Linked DNA regions of Homo sapiens: region 2 is linked to region 1. Evidence: read pairs that join two places in POLR2A ChIA-PET (ENCODE). Cell type or tissue: IMR-90. All regions are shown on one strand. Each heading gives the region's core, and the rest is flanking DNA. Links, peaks and the distances in the headings are about the cores only.

The links. Peaks named below come from ENCODE experiments on the same cell type or tissue, not always from the same donor. Only the 100,000 strongest peaks of a DNase experiment are listed, where the experiment ranks them.
Region 2: POLR2A ChIA-PET joins it to region 1 with 6 read pairs; 2 of 35 experiments call an interaction of 5 or more read pairs at or near these places.

Annotation. Positions count from the first base shown.
Region 1 is chr10:80,552,333-80,560,977 of GRCh38, forward strand. The region is part of intron 1 of SH2D4B (SH2 domain containing 4B); the gene reads left to right. Among named protein-coding and RNA genes, the nearest start is that of SH2D4B, 19 kb to the left of the region's middle. In IMR-90, for the core only: no CTCF peak of the experiment used is centred there; no DNase peak of the experiment used is centred there; H3K27me3 peaks cover 203 bases.
Region 2 is chr10:80,458,054-80,466,698 of GRCh38, forward strand. All of the region lies in intron 1 of TSPAN14 (tetraspanin 14), which reads left to right. Among named protein-coding and RNA genes, the nearest start is that of TSPAN14, 8.1 kb to the left of the region's middle. RefSeq lists enhancers at 90-169, 3,053-3,132, 6,718-7,289, 7,290-7,861 and a silencer at 4,700-4,994. In IMR-90, for the core only: no CTCF peak of the experiment used is centred there; a DNase peak (open chromatin) is centred at 5,538; H3K27ac peaks cover 1,569 bases.

The sequences.
Region 1 (8,645 bases), core at 5,273-7,772:
CTGACTTTTGCTCCACTTTGCATGGAGGGAGGTGCCTCTCCTGCGCTACTTCAGGACTCCAGCTGGTGGATGCTGACCTGAGCTGCCCTAGCTTCCTGTCTCTCCCCTGGGATTCTTTTCTGTCCCCTCATTTCAGGATGCTAACGCTGTCCCCTCCCTGCTTCCCCATCTCTGCACCTCCCTGCTTCCACTTCCAGCCTGGAGGACAGCAGGGGCAGCTCGTGAGAAAGGCCACCAGCTGCTTATCTCGGCACTCCCTGTAACCCAATCCCAGCTCTCACTCCAGCTCAGAGGAGCTGGGTGGAAGTAGCAGGTTGTAGGCATCTACCTGTCCCTCTGCTATCTCTCCGAGTGGCTAGCATTACTGCTTTCCAGGTTTTTCTCACCTAAGAATCAGCAAAGCTTCCTATGGTTTTCCCATTTGGAAACAGATTTTGCCTTAGATGTTGGGGTCTAAATTCTTTGGGTTCATTTTCATGTGTATTTACCCCATGTCGTGTTAGAATTACATAACCCTAGGCTTTAGGCATTTCTTTCTCCCCCTCTCTCTCTTTCTTTCTCTCTCTCTCTCTCTCTTGCTCTCTCTCTCTTTCTTTCTTTGAGACGGAGTTTTGCTCTTGCTGCCCAGGCTGGAGTACAATGGCACGATCTTGGCTCACTGCAACCTCTGCCTCCCGGATTCAAGTGATTCTCCTGCTTCAGCCTCCCGAGTAGCTGGGATTACAGGTGCCCGCCACCACACCTGGCTAATTTTTTATATTTTTTAGTAGAGATGGGGTTTCACCATGTTGGCCAGGCAGGTCTTGAACTCCTGACCTCAGGTGATCCACCCACCATGGCCTCCCAAAGTGTTGGGATTACAGGTGTGAGCCACCATGCCTGGCTGGCATCATTTATTTCTATCCTAGTATTTCACTGGTGTGCTTTTTTTCTGGGCACCATGGTGGGATTCTCACCCTCAAAACTGTGAGATGCTAAAGATTTAGGATGTCCTGTCCCTTGTCCCCAGGACATGTGCAGCTCCCTCATTTTACAGATTAAGCGATTTTGATCCCAGAGATTTTAAGGAACAGGACTGACAGCAGGGTCTGGGCTCCTCACTGGCACATTGATTCTGCTGTGTCTCTGTATTGAACAAATTGCAGACAGGGAAGTAGGGGTTGGAGGTGGGGCGTTGTGGATTTCCCAATGACAGTTACACCAAGTCCTGCTACACGTGGGGCATCATGGCCCCGGTGGGAGCTGTTCTTGGGTTTGTTCTTGTTCTAGCAAGAGAGGGTCCAGGCTTCATAGGAGGTGTGTCCTTGAGCTGGGGTAGAGGGGGCGCCATTTCACAGTTACAAGGTTGGAGGGAGTGATGGTGGTGGCTTAGCGTGACCAGCCCCATGTCTGTGTTGCTCATACACAGCAAAGGCAGTGCTGAATACAATATCAAATAGCCTGGCACTATTGGCAGCAGCCCCTGTGCCCACAGAGTGCTGGACTTTTGCCTCCTTTATGCCAGAGGCATGTATGACAGTAAGAGTGTCTGGGTTCCAATTTTGGCTACCCACTTTCTAACTGTGGCTGTTTCCCACTTATTAATTTGGCTTTGGTAAGATACTCATGAGTCTCTGAGCCTAAGTTTCCTCTTACCTAAACTGGAGATGATGATAATAAGTTCTGCATCCCAGATTTGTAAGGAAGACGAAATGATGGTCCCAGTGAAGCAAAGTATGTTGTGAGTACTTGATAAACATTAGCAGAGCACATTCCTCCTGTGCTTAGTGGAGTTCTAGAAGAACTTTTCCAGAAGACTGAAGTTCCAGAAGATTAAAGTTTACAGCTTAGAACAAAAGGCATCTGTGTTAAGAGAACACATCGCTGTTGGGGCAGCCGCTTCCTCGCAGGATTCTCTGAGAGGGGCCGTATCCTCAGCATGGGTCCTGCCTTTAGGAGCTGGTGCTGTAGGCACAGAGGGGGACATCTGCACTGTATCTTGTGGTCCATAGTGTCTCCTGGTTTCTTACTGTTCTGAAGTTCTGATTCAATCTCTTTATAACCAGCTAGCATTACCAAATGTGTCAGTTCAGGTTCTCCAGAGAAACAGAACCAATTGGATGTACGTGTGTGTGTGTGTGTGTGTGCTTACATAATTATTTTAGTTTGTTTTAAGGAATTGGTTCATGTGATTGTGGGGCTTGTCAAGTCTGAAATCTGTAGGACAGCCCAGCAAGGTGGAAACTCAAGCAGCATTTCTATGTTACAGTCTTGAGGCAGAATTTCATCTTGGGGAAATCTCCATTTTTTTGCTCTTAAGGCTTTTAACTGCTTGGGTGAGGCTTACCCACATGTGGAAGGTAATCTGCTTTATCTAAAGTCAACTGATTGAAAATGCTAATAACATCCATAAAATGGCTGGGCGCGGTGGCTTACGCCTGTAATCTCAGCACTTTGGGAGGCCGAGGCGGGTGGATCACAAGGTCAGGAGATCAAGACTATCCTGGCTAACACGGTGAAACCCCGTCTCTACTAAAAATACAAAAAATTAGCCGGGCGTAGTGGTGGGCACCTGTAGTCCCAGCTACTCAGGAGGCTGAGGCAGGAGAATGGCGTGAACCCAGGAGGCGGAGGTTGCAGTGAGCCGAGATTGCGCCACTGCACTCCAGCCTGGGCGACAAGGCGAGTCTCAAAAAAAAAAAAAAAAAAAAAAAAATCCATGAAATAACTTTACAGTAAAACCTAAGCAACTAGGCACTATAACCTACTTAAGTTGACATAAAATTCACCATCACAGCATGTAATTAATTCCACTCATATGTAGCAAGGACCTACTGTGTGCAGTGTGCTTCCGCTATGAGAGATGCCAGGGTTTTGCTCATCAGACTCCTACAATATAGCTGGGTGGCCAGGCTTTTCAATAAGGACATCCTTTAGGAGGATTCTTCCAAATCATCTCCAAGAGAACAAGAACAGCAAGTACGGTCTAGAACCAGGAAGCTGTCTGCAGCCAGAGTTGTTTCTCTCCCCGCCTACTGTTCACATTTCTCTCCCTGCCTACTGTTCACATTTCTCTCTGTGCACTTGCTTCTGCAGACCAGGTTCCAATGCTGTCCATCTGCAAACACAGCCCCCTAATGCTGTCCAGGGTCTGAATCCATGTGGCCTTCCATTTCCAAGATCCATTATTGTCTTTAAACTGAGAGGCTTCATGCCTCTCAGTTTGAATTCCATTCAGTGGGAGTCTGATTGGTCTAGCTCTGGTGCATACCTGTGAGTAAAGAAGCTGAGGTCATGGAGGAGGAGGGGTTGCTGCTGCTTTTCCGTTGAATGTCGTGGGGAAATTGCTAATATCTCTGCTGTGAACCGTTTTGTCCTAGTCGGCCTGAAGCTTTCCTAGTTTTAAAACTGAAAGTCCTGCATCTGAGGAAGGCCCTCAGTTCCAAGCAAACTGGTACTATTGGTCACCCTACCTCTGCTATGTTAAACACACCCACGTGAAAGCTTCAGAAGAAAATGTGGGTTTAAGAACAGGTGGGTTTAAGAACAGGCGTGTTCGTGCCATATTAGTGCAGAGGAGGAAGGTAAGAGAAGGAAAATCTCCCTAGGTTATTTCTGGATGCAGTGACCTTGCAGCTGGGTTGTGAAGGAAACCCAGGTAAGACGATGTGATGAACATTTATGGCTTGGGCTTTCCAGCATTGTTAAGTGGAAAGTGCCTTTTTATTTGCAGGGAAATCTGAGTATATATACATATATGACCTTTCTCACTCCTTGACAGCTACAATGTGGACGTATATATGGTGCAAATTAAGAGTCAAGTTCTTTTTTTTTTTGCACATGAATGTCTAATTTTTCTAGTACTATTTGTTGAAAAAAATCCTTTCTCCATTGCATTATCTTGGCACTGTTGAAAAGCAATTGACCATGTACGTGTGGGACTATTTCAGGACTCTCCATACTATTTCATTGATTGTGTATGTCTACTCTTGCACAAATACCACATTGGCTGTTGCTTTATGATAAATCTTCAAACAGTACCTTTATAGTAAATCTTAAAACAAATTGCATGAGTCATTCAGCTTTGTTCTTTTCAACATTGTTTTGACTATTCTAGGTCCTTTGCTTTTACACATAAGTTAGAATTAGCTTGTCAATTCTGTAAAAAGCTTTCTGGGAATCTGTAGATCAACCTGGGATGAATTGGCACATTAACACTATTGAGTTTTTCAATCCATGAAAAAGGTGTATTGCTCCATTTATTTAGGTCGTCAATTTCTTTCAGCAATGTTTTGTAGATTAGATCACACATTTTGTTAATATCTCTTAGTATTTCATGTTTTCTGATGCTATTGTAAATGGCACCTTAAAATTTAACTTTTAATTATTTGTTGCTAAAATACAGAAATACAATGGATTTTTGTGTATTAACCTTATAGCTTGTGACCTTGCTAAAAATCACTGATTAATTTGAATATCTTTTTTTGGTAGATTCTTTGAGATTTTATAGGTAAATGATTATGTCATATGCAAATGGAGACAAATTAAGTTTTCTCTTCAATATTCACAACTTTTATTTAATTTTCTTGCCTTATTGTACTGATTAGGGTCTTCAGTCTAATGTTAAATAGATATGGAGAGAGCTAACAACCTTGCCTGTTCCTAATCTTAGAGGGAAGTATTCAATCTCCGGTCATTAAGTATGATGTTAACTGTAGGTTTTCATAGATGCATTTATCAGAGTGAGGAACTACCCTCTATTTCTAGTTTGCTGAGAATCTTTACTAGGAATGGATATTGAATTTGTCAAATGTTTTTCTGTAACTACTGAGATGATCATAATTTGTTCTTTTTTAGTCTGCTGATAGGACTATTTTGATCGATTTTTGAATGTTGAACCAACCTTAAATTCCTGATAAAATCATATATGGTCATGATAATTTATCCTTTTTATATATTTCTGAATTTAATTTGCTAATACTTTATTAAGATTTTAAAAAATCTGTGTGATAGATATTGTTCTGTACTTTTCTTGAAATGTGTTTAGTTTAATATCAGGGTAATGTCAACCTGAAGAAATGTGTTAGAATATATTCTCTCCTCTTCCATTTTCTGGAAGTGTTTGTATGCATTTGGTATTATTTCTTCCTTAAATGTTTGATGGAATTTACCAGTAATGTCTTTCATTGTGGGCAGATTTTAACATATAAATTCAAGTTCTATAGTGGACATAGAGCTATTCAAGGTGTATGTTTCTTCTTTAGTGAACTGTTGTATATTTTGCATCTTTCAAATAATTTGCTTATTTTATCTAAGTTATCAACTTGATATAAAGTTGCTCATAAAATTCCCTTGTCTGTAGGATCTTTAGTGATGACCTCTCTTTCATGCCTGAAAGTTGTGTCTTCTCTCTTACTATCTTGATCAGTCTGCTGAGAAATTTATCAATTTCGCCAGTGGCTTCAAAAACTAATTTTCGTTTGTTTTATTGTGGTTTCTTTTTGTTTCTCTGTTTTCCATTTTATCAGTTTCTACCATTATCTTTATTATTTCTTTCTTACTTTTACTTTTGGATTTAATTTGTTCTTGTTTTCAAGTTTCTTAGTGTGGGAGCTTAGACCATTGATTTGAAACATTCCTTTCTAATATAAGCATTTGATGCTATAAATGTCTTTCAGTGCCCTGCTTTAACTACATCACATGAATTTTTACATGTTATTTAAAATATTTCTTCAATTAAAATATTTTATAATTCACCTTGTGATTTTTTTTTTAAAATTCATGGGCTACTTAGAATTGTGTTCTTTAGTTTCTGAATATTTGAAAGAAATTTTTTCAAGTATCTTTTTGTCATTGATTTCTAGATTTATTCCACTGTGGTCAGAGAACATAACACACATGATTTCAAATATTTTATGCTTGTTGATTTTTTTTTCAATAGCTGAGAATCCTATCTATCTGGGTGAATGTTCTGTATGTACTTGAAAGAGAAAGTATTCAGCTGTCATGTGAAGTGTTCCATAAATGTCAGTTAAGTTGGTTGATAAAGCTGTTTAGATCTTCTATAGCTTAATTTTTCCTACTTATCCTATTAATCACCAGAGGAAACTTTTTAAAAAGCAGCTTTATTGAGATGTTATTAATATGCCATATAATGATCATGCATTTATTTATTTATTTATTTATTGAGAAAGAGTCTCACTTTGTCACCCAGGCTGGAGTGCAGTGGTTCAGTCTTGGGTCACTGCAACTTCCATCTTCTGGGCTCAAGTGATTCTCCCACCTCAGCCTCTCAGTTGCTGGGACTACAGGTGCGTACCACCACATACCCAGCTAATTTTTGTTTTTTTCTTGGTAGAGACAGGGATTTGCCATGTGGTCAAGGCTGGTCTTATGTGGTTAAGGCTGGTCTTGAACTCCTGGGCTCAAGCAATCTGTCCAACTTGGCTTTCCAAACTGCTAGGATTACAGGTGTGAGCCGCTGCACACAGCCTTAAGTCATGCACTGAAAGCATACAATTTAATAGTTTTTAGTATGTTCATAGATATGTGCAACCATTTGTTGCTTGTACTTTTGCTGTCATATTTAAGAAACCCTTGTTTCTGAGGTCATGAAGGTCTAACCGGAGCATGAAGATTTATGCTTATATCTATAATTTTCAGTTATTAAGATAGAGTAGCACATAATATTCTTTTATAATCACTTCTTGTTTTATATTGTCTTTTCATTTCTAATGGTATATATTTTTGTTTTATTTAATTTTTACTTAGGTATGCCAGGCAGTTTCTTATTTTATTACATTTTCCAAAAAACAAATGTTTAGTTGTATTTATACTATATATGCTTTGTATTTTACTAATCTTAGCTTTTGTCTTCATTTGTTCCTTCTTCCTACTCTCTTTTATCTTATTTTATTGTTCTTTTTCTAATATCTCAAATTGAAAATTAGCTTATTCACATTATATCTTTTTTACAATGCTTTTAAAATTTCTCATTATAAAACATTTGAATGAACAGGCACAGTAGAAAATAATATTATAAATACCCATGGGCCCACAGTATATTTATCAAATGTTAACGTTAGTGTCTTATTTGTTTTTATTTAAACAATTCAGATTCAGTTGAGACCTACTTTGGTGCCTTTCTACAATCTTGCTCCCCATCTCTTATGCAACCCTTATTGCAAATTCAATGTTTATCATGCTTATATCTGTTTCTTACTGTAATATAGACTTTGTCCATAAGCAATATGTTGCTTAATCATTATATAAATGGCATTATATGATTATACTATGATAACCTGAATTTAATTTTGTGGTCCTGCATTTTTTTTTTTTTTTTTTGAGACAGGGTCTCACTCTATCACCCAGCCTATAGTGTAGTGGTATGATCATGGCTCACTGTAGCCTTGACCTCCTGGGCTCAAAGGATCCTCCTGCCTAAGCCTCCCGAGTAGCTGGAACTACACGCATGCACCACCACGTCTGGCTAATTTTTTTACATTTTGCAGAAATAGGGTTTCACTGTGTTCCTAGGCTGGTCTCAAACTCCTGGGCTCAAGTGATCCTCCCACCTTTGCCCCCCCAGAGTGGTTCTGCATTTTTAAAAGAGCTGTAACTATGTTGTTGAAATCTATTTTCTTGCTATATAGTACTGTATTTTTAAAATACACCTTTTTTTTTTTTTTTTTTTTGAGACGGGGTCTGGCTCTGTCGACCAGGCAGGAGTGCAATGGCGTGATCTCAGCTCACTTCAAGCTCCGCCTCCCAGGTTCACGCTATTCTCCTGCCTCAGCCTCCCGAGTAGCTGGGACTACAGGTGCCCGCCACCTCGCCCGGCTAATTTTTTGTATTTTTAGTAGAGACGGGGTTTCACCATGTTAGCCAGGATGGTCTCGATCTCCTGACCTCGTGATCCACCTACCTCGGCCTCCCAAAGTGCTGGGATTACAGGCGTGAGCCACCGTGCCCGGCTGCACCTTTTTTTTATTTTTATTTTTTAAAGTAAGGCTATTCATCATTTTTCAATTCATGTATAGGAATTATTTATATATTCTTAGATTTTTTTTTTTTTGAGACAGAGTCTTGTTTTGTCACCCAGGCTTTGGTATAATGGCATGATTATAGCTCACTGCAGCCTTGAACTCCTGGGGCTCAAGCCATCCTCCAGCCTAAGCCATCCTCCAGCCTCAGCCTTCCAAGTAGTTGGGACTATAGGTGCATACCACCACACCTGGCTAATTTTTTTTTACTTTTTGTAGAGACAGGGGGTCTTGCTTTGTGACCCAGGCTGGTCTTGAACTCCTGGCTTTGAGCAATTCTCCTGCCTTAGCCTCTCAAAATGCTGGAATTATAGGCCTGAACCACCGTTCCTGGCCAAGCTTTTTTTTTTTTTTTTTTTTTTTTTTTTAGGATTTTGTAAGACAATTAAGCTCTGATACACTGGTGGTGATTCTCAAAGTGTTGTTCCTGAATTCCTGGGGTCTGTGAGGATTTTCCTGGAGGTCTTCAAGGTCAACACTATTTTCACAATAACACTAAGAGGTTATTTACTTTCTTTTATCTTTACATTTGTACTAATAATGCAAAATCAATAGTGAGTGAATCTTTGGTGGTAGTCATTGTATTTTTCACCATCACACACTCTCGATAAAATCAATGATGGT
Region 2 (8,645 bases), core at 4,283-6,782, 95 kb before region 1:
CTGCCGTGTCAGTCCTTGGATATCTTGCATGTTCCATCCGCTACCTGGATGTGGCCTGTAGGGGCAGCCACCTTTCCTAGAAGCAGGAGCAGGTAGCGATACCCAGGCAGGCCTGGTCCTCCCCACTTTTGTGGGACTCGGGGATTGAGCTTGCAGGCATAGGGGTGTAGAAAGCAGTGGTAGCGAGGTGACTGAAGGTGGACTCCCACTGGGGATGGGATTGAGTGTGGGGCTAGATCCCTGGTCTGTAGAAGGGAGTAGGAACCCTGTTAGTTAAATTTTCCCCCTCAGGCCACGTTAGTAGGATTTTGAAGAGTCAGCCACACTGTGGCTCTTGATTTTGTGCCTGGTCACCTGCTTGGTCTCTGGTGATTTCCCTCGGGGCCAGCAGACACTGTTGGAGGTGGTGAGGCCTCAGGTTCTTCTGCTTCATGGTTAACTCACTCTGCTTAGGCATATTTCCACCTTTTCCAGGGCCTCCGTTTTTCTGCCAGTGGATTGAGAGGTGGTGGTGGTCTCCAGCAGTGGTCTCACTCTTGGCAGGCTATCAGAGTACCCAGGGAGCTGCGTAGAATGAAGTTTTGAGAGTCTTTGGTCTAGGTGAATGCCAGCGTTTCAGTTTGCTTATCTTCCATTATAGTAGTGTCCTCTGTAACTGTGAATCAGGGAGGTTATTCATAATATCTCCACATCCATTTTCTCCCTTAATTGCGTATGCTTTTGATTTAGACAGGGCAAGTAGCCATTTTGGTGGAGCGCAGGCCCTGGCAGGGGGGCAGTGTCCAGTGCCGCTCTCAATTAAACGTGAAGATGTGAAGATGAATAACACTGTCCAGCTTGCAGAGTGGACGGTGGTGAGGCAAGCTTTCAAGTTGCACCTACTTTCTAGTTGAGTGACCTACACAAGTCTTTGATTTTTTTTTTTTTTCTTCCTGGAAAAAAAAAGTTGTCTACTTTTCTCATCTGTAAAGTGAGAAGAATCAAGTCTGCCTTTTCTGTCTCACGGGGTTGCAGTGAAGCATTAGTACCCTGAGAAGCAAGATCCAAAGCCCCTGAGTTAGGCCTGACACTGGTGTGAGACAGCTGCCATCTCTGGCGGCACTCAGCAAGTGTTCACCAGCAGCTGATTCTGGGAACCTCACTTCCTCCGCCCTTGGGCTTGGTGGGGTTGGGTAGGGTTGGGTGGGGCTGTGGTTTTCTTTTAGGAGGCAGCAGGCCAGGCCTGGAGACCAGAGCTTAAGTGGGCCTGGGCAGGCTGGGGTTGAAACTCTTCACCCCTTGCGGTCTGTACTGCCTCCCAACTGAGCAGCCAGGGAGAAGGCCTAGAGCCTGTGCCTTTCAGCTAGATAGCTGGAGGAACTGGCTCCTCCCTCCTTAGGCTGTGCTGGCCTGAGCTGGGAGCCTGAGAGCTGGGGCAGTTGTCTCTAAAGTGGCTTCTGGGATTCTGGTAAGAGGTGAGCTCCTGGTGCTGCCTCAGAGTCTTTGTGTTTCCTGGCATTTGGGAGAGCTGGAGTTGGGCTGTCCTGCATGGGTAAGGTTTGGGGAGGGACTGGAACAAGGGGCTAGTGAACCTTCTCTGGGTTTTTCCTGCCTGACTATGCGTTGACAGTCCCAGCTGTTGGGCCTGTGCTCCTGTACACTGCACGGCCTTGAGAGGAGTTCGGAGCCCTAACATCCAGGAGAGAGGCCCCACAGCAGTGGAAGGAAATGGGCCTCTCCCGAATCTCTTGTTTGTACCCCGAGGTCTGAGTGGTGATCCTGGGGATGCTATGGGACTCTCAGCAGTAGGAGTGTGTCTGTCCCCAGTCTGGGTGCCCACCAGCTGTGCTGAGGGTCCTCTCCTGTGTCCCTGGGCCAGGCAGACAGGGTCTTTTTCTGGGGCTTGTTAGGGGAGGTCAGCCACAGCCCCAGACCAAGTAATTTACACACCCTGAGTGAGGGGTGGGAGCAGTGGGTCCAGGAAGACTTAGGGAGCTGGTGAAAGAAAAACTTAATTCTGACACTTGTTAAACTGGTAAGGTAGACTGTATCAGGACTATTACGATAGATGTAGGAATTATCGCAATGGATTTTGCAGTAGAGGGGAGAGAGTGGGCCAACTCCAAATACAACAAAGAAAAGTGGGAACTTATAGCCAAGGAGCGGAGTGTGGGGGCTCCTGAAAATTTCTAAGAGGGTAGGGAAATTTTTACTAAACTTAGCTAACTGAATTCTTGCTGCAGGCAGGCCAGGGTGATCAGGTTTTACCTGGGAGATAGTACAGGATGAGAAATACGTTCAGATATCCAGGGTGATTAGATATTGAGGTTGGGGGATTCTGGTTAACAGGAGTTTTGCTAAAACTAGGCTCTTAGAGAGAATGGAGTTAGGAACCCTAGGTCAGGACCAGATGAGTAGAGGGCTCAGAGGAATAAAGTTTGGTGAGGGACAGAATCTCTGTCAGTATCCCGTGGTTGGCAGTGTCCTGTCCATTCTTCTTGCACTGGCCTGTCCCTCAGGAGACAGGTGTGAGTGGTCCTGAGCTTGGGCCAGTGTAAGAGTAGGGGACAGGTTTCTCTCCTTGTAGGTGTCCCTTCTTGTAAGTGTCACTCTCTTTTTTTCCAGAAACCTTGGTCCTTTTCAGCATCTGCTGGCCCCTTGTCCCTTGGCTCCCTTGCTCTTGGCCTGCTGGATTTCCCCTCTGCACCCAGGAAATCGCATGGACCTGGGTCCTTGTTTCCCTACAGCCCACCAATTTTGCTGCTTTTTTCTGCCCCCTGAAGCTGAGCTCCTGCTGCAATTTGTGTTCCCTGCTCTCCCTGTCCTGGGCAAACCAGTCTGACAACTTTGTGGTTCTCGCTCCCGCCTCCATCAGCCTGGGGATTGACTGTCCCATTTGTCTGAGCTGGGCAGAGGGAGGTGCTGTGGGGGATCTCTTCCTCTTGCCTGGACTGCACACTCCTGCTGCCTTCTAGCCGGAGCTCCTGGGCATTTTGCCTATGGGAGCTTCACCAGCTTCCTTCTGTCTGAGGCCTACAAGTCCCTGCCTCCAGCCTACCTTGTTCCTCCTCCATGAGTGAGGCTCCTCCTTTTCTCTCTGGCCCTCCTGTCTACTTGATCAGACTCTGCCTCTCTTGAGGGCCGGCTCCCTCCAGCCTACCCTGCACAGGTGACCCTGTTTGGCCTGCCTCCTTTTCTTGAGGCTGATCTTGTCTCAACAGTCAGCTTTTCAGGAACCAGGCCCTTGCTGTTGTAAGGAAAACCTGTCGGCTGTGGATGGGGCCTTCCCTCCTTCCTAAAGGCTCTGTAGCCAGCTTCCACCCTTGCAGTGGAACAGTGGTGGTGCCAGAACCCTGCTCTCTGCAGCCATCCTGCCTACCACAGTCATTGTGTTTTGTAACTCTAGTAGCTTCTTGTGAAATACAAGTGATGGTATAAACGTGGATAGGTTTTTGAGGGGGGCATGCCAAAATCAGAGTTGGTGGTAGTGGTGGGGGATTCATTCCCAAGGGCTCTGGGGTGCTAAGTGTGTGAGCAAAGAGGAACAAGTGGCATGTGCCCAGGATGGGGTGGGGCGGGCAGGTTTAGTTGAGGGCTCCTCTGGTGTAGGGTAGCCCTGACGCTCCCCTCCATGGCATGACTGATGAGGTGGCAAAGGCAGGTGCCAGGATTTGGTGTGTTGAAGATTAGTGCCTGGGTTGGGCTCTGCTCACTCCTGCAGAAAGACGGTTGGAGAGGGGCTGGTCTTGGTTTCACAGAGGATTGTGGGATTACAGGCAAGACCTGCTGAGGGCTTGCACTGAGCCACCGAGAGGAGCAGAAAGAGATACGAGGGCTTCAGGTGCCAGTATGGTTCTCACTGTTGTGAGATCTCATTTGTGCCTTTTTTTTTTTTCCTTCAGACAGGGTCTCACTCTGTTGCCCAGGCTGGAGTGCAGTGGCCCTATCACAGCTCACTGAGGCCTCCACCTTCCTGGCTCAAGTGATCCTCCCGCCTCAGCCTCCTGAGTAGCAGGGACCACAGGCATGCAGCACCACACCCAGCTAATTTAAAGAATTTTTTGTAGAGATTGGATCTTGCTATGTTGCCTAGGCTGGTGTCAAACTCCTGGGCACTTGATTTGTGCTTCTTAATTCAGGGGCTACTTATTGAACATATTTAGCAGTCTTCAGAAAGCATCTTATTCTGTAAGGGGAACCAAATATACCCATTCCCCCTCTCTGGCCTTCTTTCCCTGTGGTCTGGGCGGTCTTTGAGCTTGAGGTCATTAGGAGGTGTTTATTTCTGTCCGCCCTGGTGGCCTAGGGCGTAGGAATGGGGTGGGATGGGATGGGATGGGGTGGGGTGGGGTGGAGGAGTTATTCTACATAGATAGAGTTCTGTTTATGCAGCACTCCCTGCCATACACATCTCTCACTCAAATGGTCTGGCCAGTCCTGGTTCTAATGGTCATTGTGTCATTCCCCTCAGCAGCAGGAAAGGCTGGAATGGTTTTTGTATTGTTCCTTAGGGGGAAAAATCACTTGGAGGAAGTATATCAGTGCTTCTGAGTGCAGAGTATTTATTGACACGTCAGTTAAAGGAAGCTTTTAAACAACATATATGTATCTCTTTAGTGAGGAATAAATCTACAAGTGCATCTCACAGCTCCATTTTGCAGCTTCCATTTCCTGGAAGGTACATGGAGTTTAGTGGTTAGGGAATGGGGTTTTGAGCTGGGATTTTGGAGAAACTGTTTTTAGCCTGTCCTTGGAATTGGGCCAGGCCTAGAAATCTGTTGAAATAGCTTTCTTTAGTTGCTGAAACTGGGATGTGTTCATAGCACTAGGACCTCGAGCTCCACTGATGACTGAGTGGGGAGGGCTCAGAGAAGGGTCCCTGTGGATGCCCGGGATGCCTGGGTTTCAGTCCCGTCTCCTGCATCGCCTACATTGCCTGAATCTTAGGGTCTTACAGATTTATCATGAAGTGGGCTTGGCAGCAGATGGTCTGGTTTCTTTTGTGCCTTTGTCAGAATCTGTTCTTGCTCTTCTTAGGAAAACTTTCTATTTCAGGACTTGGGGTGGAGTCGAAAGCAGGGAGCCCTGTGAGTTGGTGAGTCTGTATCCCTGAGGCTGCCACTGCCTGACCCCCTCCTTCCCCTTGTTTCGTTTCCCCTCCCCATTACTCTGCCTTGTTCTAGGGAAACACCAGAAGCTGCCTGCAGACAGCTACGGGTAAAATTGTGTGTCCAGCCACAAACTTTAGGCATTTTAAATATTAATTTAGGTTTAACATTTTTATTTACAAAAATGTATACATGATGAAAAACACATAACAAAGATACACGGTGAAAACTCCTATTTCTATCCCTGACCCCTTCAGTTCTGCTCCCCTGAGGCCGCTGTCACCAGATGTTCAGTGCCTAGTCAAGCATGACTGTATTCCTCTCTTGTTTATTACCCCAGTGGTATACTAATTATGCTGTTTTGCACTTCCTGATTTTTACTCTGAGAATTTATCCCAGGATTGTTCCATTTTAGCACACATAGTTTAGTCCATTCTTTTTAACAGCAGTGCATGATTCTGCTGCACAGTGAATGATGACTCACTTTACCAGCTCTCTATTGATGGATTTTGAGGTTGCTTTCAGTGTTTTGTTTCTATAGGCTAAGCTGCAGGAGTGTCTTATGCATGCTGCAGGTCTGTAGTGGAAATGACTAGATGTGGAGTTACTGCATTAGGTGTGTAAAAGGAAAAGAAACATGCGGCTTTGATTCCGAAAGGGGGAATGAAAGTTTACAAAGTTTTCTTTTGGAGGGATCTTGGCCTTCTACAGAGACAAGAGCTGGAGAAACTACTGGGAAGGCATGAGAGGTGCCAGCGTGTTGGTTCCCACCCAAGTCCATCTTTGGTTCAGTTCAGGCCAGCCTGTCTCCGTGACCTCCATATTTACAGCCCTTGGCTGGCCCTCTGGCTCATGCAGCCTGTGCCCCTAAAAGTGTGAGGAGTCAGCCAGAGCGAGTTGGGGTGTAGGGAGGCGGGGAGCAGGCTTCTCATAGTGGGTTCCAGCAACCTCACGACTTTGCAGGACCTATGTGGGGTGTGAAGGGGGAGCGTTGGTTGCAGCAAGCTGGAGCTGGCGTCAGCTTTTAGAGGAGCAGATTTTCCCGCAGTGTCAGGGGTTGGTGTGAGGATCGGCCTCCTTCTCTGGCCTCCCTTGGCCTTTCGCTGCTCTGCACACCTCCCTGTTCAGGCCGCCTTGGGCCTGGTTGCCACCCTGTGATTTTAAAAGCCTGTGTAAAAGGCACCTGGTGAAAATAATAGATGGGTTTTGTGTTTTGAGCGGGAGCTTCCTTTCAGAACAGAAATGGGGTACGGTTCTTCCTGGGATGGGTGGGGAAGGAGGGACAGTCGTGAGAGCATGTTGGAGGTGCCCACTCTGTGTTGGGAGCTCTCTGGTTGTTTCCCTGTGTGGCTTTCACTGCCCCATGCCAGGGCAGGGTGGGAAGCAGGGAGACTTTAGGGCTGGCTGGCAGATAGACCTCCTAAATAGACCCTGACCTGGTGGGTTTGAGGCTTGTGTCCCTGCCATGGCTCTCCCACCCTTCTACTCAGAGAACTTCTCACCATTGCGGTTACATGCAGTCCCCGTGAGAAGGCCAGAGCTTCCCATGTGCAGCTCATTGTCTGGGCCTGGGTCCTTGGTAGCACAGAGGTTTCTATTGTGGCCTGGTGGCAGTGAGGGCTGACCTGTGGAGCTGAGGAGGCGGGACCTGGGGCCTCACAGTGGAGCTATTCAGGGGCTCTGCCCTGGTTTCCTGCTGCTTCCCATTGTAGATTTTTTTGGGGGAAGGGTGGGAGGGAACTAGAGAAGGAGGAGAGTGGGAGAGGGAGTGGTCAGTGCAACTATTGTTGCTGGTAGCAGGAGCCCTTTATGCTTAATAGAGGTCCATTTGCAGACAGCCTTGAGCCACTCCAAGGCCCATCATGTGTTCTCAGATTCTAGTTTCTGCCTCTGTCAAGATCCCCCTTCGCCCTTCTCAAGTCCCTGTGCTTGCCTGGAACACCTCTGGGTAAGAGTTCTGAGCAGCTGGGCAAGGAGCAGGAGTGGCCGGTGCCAGGCTTGTCGGCCACCTGCCCACTGCTTTGGGGAGTGAGTTCTGCCGAGTCTTCCCGGCCCAGCTGTGCCCTTGGGTGGGGGCCAGGCACGTGCCTGGGTTGCTATTAGTCTCCCAGGCCCCCCACTTGCTTTGTGCCTCAGTGCTCAGCCCAGTGCTCCCGTTCCTCACGCGAGCACTCAGCTGCTGAAAAGCCTGTGTGCTGGCAGCTCAGCCTGCAGCCACCCCCGCTGCAGGAGCCACAGCCATTTTCCTTTGTTCTGCCATCTCCGGGCTCTTGAATCTCAGGCTGGCAGTGGGCAGCAGGCAGCCAGCACACAGCGCTGGTGGGGTGGAAACCCTTGTGACATGAATCTGCCCACTGAGCCAAAGGCATGGCAGCCCCCTGGCTGCACCCCTAATTCCTCTGGCTGTACCCCTATCTCCCAGCCATGCTGAGAGAAGCACAGAGTATCCCCTCTTACTGGATCAGAAAGATAGTGACACCTACAGTGGGAACAGAGAGAGGTCTCACCTGTTTTGGGCCACTGAGGTGCACACTAAAGAGAGAGAGAGTTAGCCTCCGGGTCTTTGGCAGAAAAAGCCACTCTCAGGCACAAAGGATGCTCGTTCTTAATCTCCTGGTCTTTGTTGAAAACAGAGGCAGGATTGGTTAAGAATATTTTTTATTTTGGTCCTTATGGTTGTGAGGACCTTTCTCTAACTGAGGGGAACTGTACCCTGCTTCTTCACATCTGAATCTCTCCCTTCTCTCCCCCACCACTTTTTGGTGGGCAAAATGAGCATTCTCTTTTGGGGTACAATTTCAGCTATGTGTGGGGTTGCAGGCGGGGTGAAGGCCACTCTCACCCGCTGTCTGACTTCTCTATCTGAGGTGTGCCCGCCCCAACCCATACTGTCTCCTTTCTAAACCACAGACAGAATCTGTAAGGCACCTGCCTTTGAAATAGAGTTGTTTTGTATAGAACTCATAACTCCCACTAGTTTTCATGTGTTTAGCATTATAGCTTACCCTTTCAAAACCCATCCTGGCTGTCTTATTTGATTCTCTTATCAGCCAAGTCTTACAAATCAAGAAGCAAGCCTCAGCCCCAGATAGGGTTGCACCTTGGAGTGTCCTCATTTTATTTTATTTTTTGACATGGAATCTTGCTCTGTTGCCCAGGCTGGAGTGTAGTGGCATGAATATGGTTTAGTGTAGCCCCCACCTCCCAGGCTCAAGTGATCCTCCTGCCTCAGCTTTCCCAGTAGCTGAAACCACAGGCACGCATCACCATGCGCGACTAATTTTTAAAAATTTTTCATAGAGACGAACTCTTGCAATGTTGCCTTGGCTGGTCTCGAACTCATCTTCTGGGTTCAAGCTGTCCGTCTGCCTCGGACTCCCAAAGTGCTAGGATTACAGGTGTGAGCCACAGCACCCAGCCCTCATTTTAACAAATGTTGTAGCACCTACAAGACTCAAAGTAAAAAGAGCTGGTGCTCATCGTGAAAGGCATTGAAACACCCCCACTTTGGTGGGGGGTGGGGTATGTTAACAGAAAAACCAAAGTCTCTAAAATATT